Regions from separate parts of the Homo sapiens genome. Here region 2 is linked to region 1. The links are chromatin contacts, found by Hi-C in ENCODE. All regions are on one chromosome and are shown on one strand. The core of a region is the stretch at or near the end of the contact, and the rest is flanking DNA. Distances in the headings are between cores, read along the strand shown.

Region 1 (4,775 bases), core at 1,507-4,006:
GCTGGTGTGCAGCGGCACCATCTTGGCTCACAGGCTCACTGCAACCTCCGCCTCCCAGGGTCAAGAGATTCTTCTGCCTCAGCCTCCTGAGTAGCTGGGATTACAGGCACCCACCACCACGCCTGGCTAATTTTTTGTATTTTTAGTAGAAACGGGGTTTCACCATGTTGGTCAGGCTGGTCTTCAACTCCTGACCTCAAGTGATTGGCCCACCTCGGCCTCCCAAAGTGCTGGGATTACAGGCAGGAACCACTGCGCCTGGTCCCATACATGTTTTTAAAGGGTTAGTCCCAAATCTAAAGTTTACTAGTAGTGCCTGTGTTTTCCAGCTAATTCCCACATAATTCTACTTAGAAGGAAACTTTAATTCTGATTAAGTTTGAATTGAGAAACATAAATCTGATGCCTTTCAATGTCCAAGCTTTAAAAAAAAAATCACCACAAAATTTTCAGTAAACTTACTAAATATGACACTTTATAGAAACCATTCCAAATTCTTATAATAGTTTTCGTAGAATCAGGACTAAAATGGGTTTTCAGGTATTTCTTTCCTACCCTTTATCTAAGACTACCTACAAGTGTTATTTACGTGTAATTCCCACCAACTCACATCTCCTTCCTTCATAAAGCATTTCTATTTCATAACTTTTCTATGAAAGGCAGTATAGCACATACAGTGAAATGTGATAGAAAGAAACGGTTCTGGCACAAGATTAGCATGATTTTTGTATTAGTGCCACTACTTAGAGCTGTGATACTGCCAAGTTACCCAACATCGTGGTGTCTCAGTTTCCTTATCTGTAGGATGAAAAAACCACCACCTAGCTAATTAAAATAGGATACTGCTTAGCCTTTGGTGGGTGCTCAGTAAATGGTCACTATCATGATACAAGATGGTCATCAAATACTTCCTATTGTAGTTGAAGGTCAATTTCTCTTTCCACTTTTCCTCAAGATGCAGAATGGCTGGTTTTTTCTTTTACGGTTTCAAAACTTCACTAGTTAGAGATAATACTACTGCTAAATTTTAATCTATTATATTTGCATCACAACTTTTATTATATCAAAGTAATTGATACAGCTATCTATACTTGTCTTTTGTCTAGGATATGCTCTCCAAATCTTGATTCTCTTTAAAAGATAATGGCATACTTCCTAACATATCCAACTTAACAGCATCAATTTTAAATGCTGGACCCTTTAAGTACTTATGCATTATATTTATAAGAACATGTCTATGGCCGGGCTCGGTGGCTCATGCCTATAATTCCAGCACTTTGGGAGGCCAAGGTGGGTGGGTCACTTGAGTCCAGGAGTTCAAGGCAAGTCTGGGTGACATGGTGAAACCCCATGTCTACAAAAAATACAAAAATTAGTTGGGCGTGGTGTAGTGCACCTGCAGTTTCTAACTTCTTTAGGGAAGCTGAGGTGTGAGGAGGATCGCTTGAGCCCAGGAGGCAGAGGCTGCAGTGAGCTGAGATTGCACCACTGCACTGCAACCCGGGTGACAGAGTGAGACCCTGTCTCCAAACGGAAAAAAAAAAAAAAAAAGAACATGTCTTATACACGGGGACTCCTGCTTCACTGTAACTGTCTTTAAAATGTTTAAATTTATGTTTTTCTTTTTAAAATATTCTAAATATTCAGCAAAGAAAAAGAACCAAAATCACAGATTTAAACCTCAAAGTGCCAGCCTATAATAATGAGTAAAAACCGGCATATGAGGGCTGACAAATTTGCTTGAGCAGCAGACTAAGGGATTTCTGGAAAACTCTATATAAAACGTACACGGGTACATGGGTTCTTTGGAATAATTGCTAGGTATGCTTCTGGATAGTGTCAGGGAAAAAAAAAGGGAGAGGATGGTAAGGATACTCACAGCAGACAGGAGAGCCTGAAATGAAAGGTAAATGAATTTGAAAGGATGGTTCCTTCTGGTCCTCCATTTTAGAAAGCAAGCTCCTCTTTACTGTCTCCCTGCACTCACAAACACAGGCCAGCCACAACAGAGCAGCATTTTGCCGTTGCTTCTTTCATCTACTTCAATCATCTCCCCCCACCCCCAACTTCATTTTGCCTACTTCAATCATCTACACTGCCTTCTTGCTAATTATATAACCACTGCTTTTTTTTTCACCTGTTTATTAACTTTTCTTCTTTTCTGTATCTTCTCTAGTCAATTGACCTTCCTCTTTTCTGTTCGCTGCTTCCTAGAGTTTTTGTTTTTTCTCTTTTGTGTTATTTTGTATTTCTTTGCATTGCCTTTTATATTATTCTAAATCTCCTTTTTATTCCCCTGCCCAATATTGTTCTTTACCTACAGAAACAATGTTGGTACTTCAGGTACACACCACTTACATATTTTAAAATGTGTATGCTAAATAACCTTCCACACTGGTAGTAACGCTGGCCTCATTACCGCTGGGAAAAAAGTCAGTTTTTTCCACTACCATATTCCCTATTTATTCCTCTTTTAAATCTTTCTTCTCCTTCTCTGGACTACACTGAATTGCCATCATAGAATTCTAATACAGTTTCTAGTACTCTGATGTGGCAGATCCTAGGAGGATAAAAAGCTAACTGAAGAGTGGTAGAAAGTGTTAGGATAGGCAAAAAATGGAATTTGGTTTTAATATTGCCATAACCGTTAACTGACAAGTGAAAATCTCATACATGGAGGGTTCCACCAGCTTACTACTGACAGTAGAGGATAGGAGCCTATCAAAATTGATCTTACAAACTAACCTGGGTTTAAAATTATGTTCCTGTTTGGGCCCTGTCCTTCTCTAATGCCTTTTTCAGCTAACTGAAAAGAGGAACCGTATGGTTTCCTTATTTTAAGCAAAGTCACAAAAGAGGAAACATTTTTGGCTAAAGACAATTCATGGCTTATATTTTCTGATGCTTTGCATAGCATTAAAACAGATTTTTAAAATGAAGTTCTGAAGAGAATAACATTTTCTAAAGAAGTCCCCCCGCCTTTTTTTGTAATCTATAAGAATAATGGGTAGGAACTGCATGGATGATGACCATCCAGAGATTATTCAAATCCCTATATCTATGCCAAAAGTGTTCAAATTTTCCCTTTTAAATCTTTTGCAAAATGGATAAAAAGCAGAATTTATTAACTCAGATTTCACTGCCTCTGCTTATTTTCTGGTAGAAGTACTAGTAAAAAGCAAAAACTAAAATGGAAAGGAATCAAGAAGCCCAATACAGGTTAAATGTTTACTGTGCTCCTAATATATAAGGCATTAACTACAAAGAAATCAAAATATAAAAACATGAGGCAATAAAGGGTAGCAGAAAGAATGTATGCTTTGGAATCAGGTGGCCCTGGGTACAAACTCCCAATCTGTCACTTCGAGTGGTATAACATCAGGCAAACTGCTTAACTCATTTGACACTGTCTCTTTATCTGTAAATAAGGGATCCCTTTACCTTCCTTATAAAGTCATTTGAAGGTTCTGTGAAATAAAGTATGCAAAACTGGGATAGTACAACACATAATATGCTCTAGATAAGTATTTTTCTTTCTCCTTTCTGCCTTCTTCAAGGTTCTTTATAATCTTGTTCAAGGAAGTAGGTATAGGAAAATGTGAAAAGTAAACACAATTACTTAAGAGAATAGAAGTGTGAGTGAGATACATACATGAATTATGTAAGGAACCATAAAAACAATAAATGAGAGCTAGGGGGAATTCAGTAAATGACTGATCTGTTTGGGCTGTAGTCAGTCACAGAGAACTTGGGTTAAGAAGGGGAATTTAAACTGAGGTCTGAAAGATGAGGACAGATTCAGATATGCAGCCAGAAAGGGGAAGAGGCTAGGTCTGGAAGAAAAATAAAAAAAAAAGAACACCCTTGAGAAGGGTAAAAAACAGCATAGAAGTGTCTGTTTAGCAGGGAAAAATCGTGTGTTTAGAAAGTATGCAAGGTGGGAAAGGGATGCATTTGGCTGGATAAGAAGTTTCAGTCATGATACGTGAATCTGGACTGGTTAACTCAAGCCAGAAGGAAGAAAACTCAATTTAGAAGTTTTATCTTAACAGGCCAGGCGTGGTGGCTCATGCCTGTAATCCCAGCATTTTGGGAGGCTGAGGCGGACAGATCACTTGAGGTCAGGAGTTCGAGACCGGTCTGGACAACATGGTGAAACCCTGTCTCTACTAAAAATACAAAAATTAGCCAGGTGTGGTAGTGTATGCCTACTGTAGTCCCAGCTACTCGGGAGGATGAGGCACAAGAATCGCTTGAACCCAGGATGTAGAGGTTGCAGCGAGACAAGATCATGCCACTGCACTCCAGCCTGGGTGACAGAACGACTCTGTCTCCAAAAAAAAAAAGAAAAAGGAAGTTTTATCTTAACAGAAATTAAACCCTCAAGCAAGGCAGTAGTAACCTGATCATGCACACTTTTAAGATTAATTCAGCAGTGTGCAGGAGAGTTCAAAGGAGAACTGTTTTAAAATTCAGGCTTGAATTATTCGTATAGGGAAAAAAATCACATATCTTTTCTTCTACTAAAACAGGGCCATTTATCATCACTGTGTACCAAGTGGTAGAGGAGTAAGCAATGATATGCTGTTTAGATATGCTGAAAAGGTAATTTGTAAAACCTTTATTGCACCTTCCAACAGAACATCAAATCTCTCTAAATATAGGCTTATGAGTCAGAAGAACTATAGTTTCTAATCATGTATACCAATATCTAACACCCTAAGATTTTCTATTCCCTAATGTTAAGAGATAACCAAATAGTTGCCATTGTGTTT
Region 2 (4,775 bases), core at 1,239-3,738, 630 kb before region 1:
CATCCTAATACAGATATGATGACATCCTAATACAGATCCAGACATTCCTAATACAGGTATGATGAAAGTCAGTCAAGATTTTTTTTTTCTTTTTTTGAAAAGGGGTCTTGATATGTTGCCCAGGCTGGTCTCAAACTCGTGGGCTCAACAGATCCTCCTGCCTCAGCCTCCAGAGTAGCTAGGATTACAGGTGGGATCCACTGCACTCAAAAGTCAGTCAATATTGAAATGAATCTCGGACACAAACTGCAGCAAAAATTCTCAATAAATATTCCTAATTATAATTTAAAGTTGTATCTATTTTGTTCAATATAAATATTACCTCAATACATTTTTTACACAATTGACAGGTTCACAAAACAGTCTTTCTAACGCTTAAAATGAGTTGAATTAAATTTCAAATTAGTTAAAATGTAATTTGTTATACAGGACTTAAGTCGATGAAAAATACATATACTATTATATCAGTTACATTAATGACCTATTAGTGTCACGTTAGGTCATTATACAGCAGTATCAGAATAAACCAAATAGAAATAACTATGTGAATAATTACATTCAAGTATTTAAACTTTCCAGTAAACAACTTCGAGTTGTTTTATGACCAGATCTAGCTCTTAATGACACTTGACTTCCCTGAGGTCGACTCATCAGAACGCAAATAGTTAAAACTTTCTTGGAGGATGTGTCTTAACATTCAGAAAGAACTTTTAAAATTTCCACCTAAATCTTCAATTGGTTTTATTTTAAATTAACTAAAGGGAGATGAGATACTTTAGAAGGGGTACAAACAAGTATCATTATTGTCACCACTGCCCTTCAGTTCTACATCCTATTTCCAATTAAAGCCTCTCTAGATATTTCAAAGTATACTAAGAAATACGTGAATAATGTGAATCTCTCTGAAGCAGGTTCAATATTCGTTTCCATAAAAACTGAAATTCCTTCTATTAAGTTCCAATTAGAATTTCATGAAGCACTAATGAGAGAGAATGAAGGAAGGGTATTAAACAACGTAATACGTCTTTCTAAGCACAGCTGATACCATGCCCTTAACATATGCCACAGTGAAACTGTAAATAAGGACACTGGGCGGTAGAGCCAAGTTTATTCAAGTTTCTGTAAGATTATTTAGCTATTAAAGATCACCCAAATTATAACACACAAAAGCAAAAAAGGGAACCAATCAGGATATAACATTCCTTAAAGAACAATCAGGATTATTCATAGTCACGATGTTTTTAATAAATTCTATTGTTTGTTTCCAGACACCTTGCTCTCCTTTCCAAATAAGTCAGTTTCACCTTCCAGACAGAACTTAGAAACAGAAATTGACGCAAGAAAATGTTCTGTAAGCCAGGTAGAAAAAGCAGAATTCCGGGGTCGTCTCCAGAGAAGATGCTTGACCACTCTCTGGCTCAGTTTACATATCCACAAAATGGGTGGATAGATTTGAAGGGTTTTAAGCATCCAAAGGTGCCATAGGAACCTGCAGCACCAAGTTAGCGCGAAGGCATTTCAGACTAAGGACACTTTCTTCGGTTCCACTGCACTCATCCCTTCACAGGCTTCATTTTGCCCCTCAAAAGCTACAACCGAAACCCCTGTATTTCTAGAGTCCGAAAGGCATGAAAGAAAACAAGAACCAGTCTCGGGATGTGACTGCGGCTCAGTTCAACTGCTACCTCCTCATCTAAAAGCCGCCTGCTCTGAACGTGGGGCCCCAGTCCCGAGCCTCTTGCGTCAATCTTGGGGGAGTCAAGAACCCGCCCGGACCCTCTTTTCCAGCTCTCCCAAGGCCCTGGACTCCGGATCCCCTGGAGACGTAATCTCCGAAAGGGGGACATCCCCTCAATTCCTCCCTCCACTACCACACAAGTGGACTCCCGAGGAGGAAGGGGGCCCAGCAGAGTGTCCCATCCCCGGTGTTGGCAGAGTGGGTCTTCCTGCCCTCAAAGCCTCGCACACACTCACTCTCAAAGGCCTGGAGGAAAAGCTCGTGGTCAGCCTGGACGTGCTCCATTTTCGGCTTCTTCACCGGTAACACCGCAGCCCCCGCCGCTGCCGCCGCGGAGGAGGAGGAGGAGGCCGAGTAACTGCCACCCCCTCCACAGCTCCCGCCGCCGGATTTGCCGCCCGAAGCCGTCGCCGCCGCCACCGCCGCCGAACCCCCGAAGCCGCCTCCCCCGGACCCCGCGCTGGGCCCCGAGCCGCCCCCTCCCCCACCGCCGTGCTTCTGAGGCGCCATCGCGGTTCCTGCCTCCTCCCCCCGCCAGCTACCCGCCGGGCGGCCCCGGAGAGCAAGCGCCTGCAATACCAACCGCTCGCCCCAGCAGGCTCCGGCGGACCGAGGGGGGAAGGAGGAGAGAGGGGAGGAGAGGGGAAGGGAAGGGAGGAGGAGAGGAGGGAAGGAGGGAGGAAAAAAAAAGTGTCTCCTCAGAGCCCCGCTCCGCTTCGGAGGCCGCTCACCCTACCCTGGCCTCGCTCCGCCCACTTCCCCCGCCCGGCGCTCTGATTGGCCGGCGGGAGCGCGCACCGCCGGGCCGCCCAGCCCGTTGGCCCGCGGATTCCCCCGTCAGTCACGCGGAGGCGCTTCTCGCGGAGGCGCGGCTTGGTTGGCCCGTGCGCGCTGCCGATCGCGGGCCCGGCCGCCTCTTTGAACTGAATTCGCGGGAAAATTAGGGGTCGGAGCGGCCTTCCTGCTGGCCCCGGTGCATTGTGGGGAGAGAAGGACCCAGCGAGCGGTTTAGCGAGTCTAGATCCTTAGTTTGTTGCCCCCAAACACCGTAAGAGTGGTCAGAGAGGTAAACTGGTTGAGAAGTACTTACATACACTCTTCTCTTCTTTAGGATCTATACCTTTTCAGCTCAGAAAGCTGAGAAGGAATCCGGTGTTTTGCGAGTCTTGCTTTTTTTTTTTTTTGAGACGGAGCCTCCCTCTGTCGCCCAGGCTGGAGTGCCAGTGGCGCGACTTCGTCTCCCTACAACCTGCGCCTCCCGGGTTGAAGCGATTCTCCTGCCTCAGCCTCCAGAGTAGCTGGGATTACAGGCGCTCGCCACCACGCCTGGCTAATTTTTTGTGTTTTTAGTAGAGACAGGGTTTCACCATTTTGGCCAGGCTGGTCTCGATCTCCTGACCTCGTGATCCACCTGCCTCGGCTTCCCAAAGTGCTGGGATTACAGGCGTGAGCCACCGCGCCTGGCCAGGTCTTGCTTTGAACGATAGACACATAGGCCCATTTCAGTCTTCTGGCACAGATTGGTTTGGAGTTGAGCTAATGATTTGAATTTCAGGTTGGACAAGATGATCTCTAAGGATGTTCTTCCAATTTTTATATTACGTTAAAATTTCAAAAATCCCAACCTATAAACATAGAACCATTTCATACTCTAAACAGCATTTTTTAAATGTCTACTTGGGTTCTCTATAGTTAACTGCAAAACACTGTTTACAAAACAAGTGTCTCTGGAATGGTTATTCAAGTTGTTTACAAAACTAGTTATCTTTGTAATGATTAAATACCTAAAGTACAGGTTTTATCAAAGCCTTTGCTACTTAAGAAAGTGATCTCTGCAAATGACGTATATAGTATTTGGCATTTCAGGAACACATCTGAAATTAGGTATACCTTCTTACCTGAAATAAGGAATGCCTGTTGTTAAGGACAAGCTATATTTTATATTCAGACAAAAAGTTCAGAATCCCCTCTTGTTTGTTACACTATCCTCTGTAGTCTTTTTTTTTTTTGAGACGGATTCTCGCTCTGTCACCCAGGCTGGAGTGCAAGGGCGCGATCTTGGCTCACTGCAACCTTGGCCTCCCGAGAGAAATACCAGTAAGTTCTCTTGGTAACAAAGCCACAGGCACTGCTAACACTACTATGATTTGTCACCTATTAGTAGTTGAAGGAGATGCTAAATTCTAGCTAGAGGTTAGTGTAAATAAATATATATATTTTTTGTCATTCAAGTTCTCAGACTTCCTGAAGCCTGTTCAAGTTAAGAACCTTTGTGTTATAGCAGCAAGTCTTTTTCTTTCTACTTTACTGTTAAGCTCTTGGGGCACGGATGATGGATGCTTTGGTAGCTGAGGTGTCTATCACTGTGCCTGGCATAGAATCAGGATTCATCCAATGAGTCTTGATGAATAAAGTTGGACACCAGCGCACAAATATAAATTAGGATAATAATGACTGAGTGCTTACTATGTGCCAGGCAATACTTTAAGTTTTTACAAGCTTAACATTCAATTCTCACACCAATCCTCTGAGGTAGACATTTATTAATATCTCCATTTCATAGATGAGGAAATAACAGCAAGACTTGTTAAGAAGCTTGCACAAACCGGGATTTTTAACCCAGGCAGTGTCTCTGGAGCCCTCATGCTTCACTATCATGCCAGAAAAATAAAGAGTTTTGTTTGTTGTTATTGTTGTTGTTGTTGTTTTGAGATGGAGCCTCACTCTGTGGCTCAGGCTAGAGTGCAGTGGCACAATCTCGGCTCACCGCAACCTCAGCCTCCCGGGTTCAAGTGATTCTCCTGCCTTAGCCTCCCAAGTAGCTGGGATTACAGGTGCATGCCACTATGCCTGGCTAATTTTTTGTATTTTTAGTAGAGATGGGGTTTCACCTTGTTAGCCTGGATGGTCAGGATCTCCAGACCTTGTGGTCGACCAGCCTTGGCCTCCGAAAATGTGGGGCTTACAGAAGTGAGCCCCACACCTTGCCAAGAGTTTTAAAGATAAAAGATGTAGGATATGTCAGGCCGGGCACGGT

Evidence for each region. A loop is a pair of places that touch in the nucleus more often than their neighbours do. Pooled maps may share reads with other maps.
Region 2: a loop to region 1 is called in a pooled map, with 2.8 times the contacts of the local background. The contact joins the promoter of SUZ12 here to the enhancer-like site in region 1. A Hi-C loop is called at or near these places in 4 of 50 pooled maps.

What each region holds. Positions count from the first base shown.
Region 1 is chr17:31,307,717-31,312,491 of GRCh38, reverse strand. The region is part of intron 36 of NF1 (neurofibromin 1); the gene reads right to left. All of the region lies in intron 1 of EVI2B (ecotropic viral integration site 2B), which reads left to right. Among named protein-coding and RNA genes, the nearest start is that of EVI2B, 4.0 kb to the left of the region's middle. RefSeq lists an enhancer at 1,211-1,290. Within about 2 kb of position 2,756, at least 7 of the 41 ENCODE cell types and tissues checked have a DNase peak (open chromatin) inside an H3K27ac peak, as active enhancers do.
Region 2 is chr17:31,934,720-31,939,494 of GRCh38, reverse strand. It overlaps SUZ12 (SUZ12 polycomb repressive complex 2 subunit), which reads right to left and starts at 2,488. Exons shown (of 16, transcript NM_015355.4): 1 at 1,975-2,488. The coding sequence starts at 2,248. RefSeq lists an enhancer at 1,812-2,397 and a silencer at 2,138-2,597.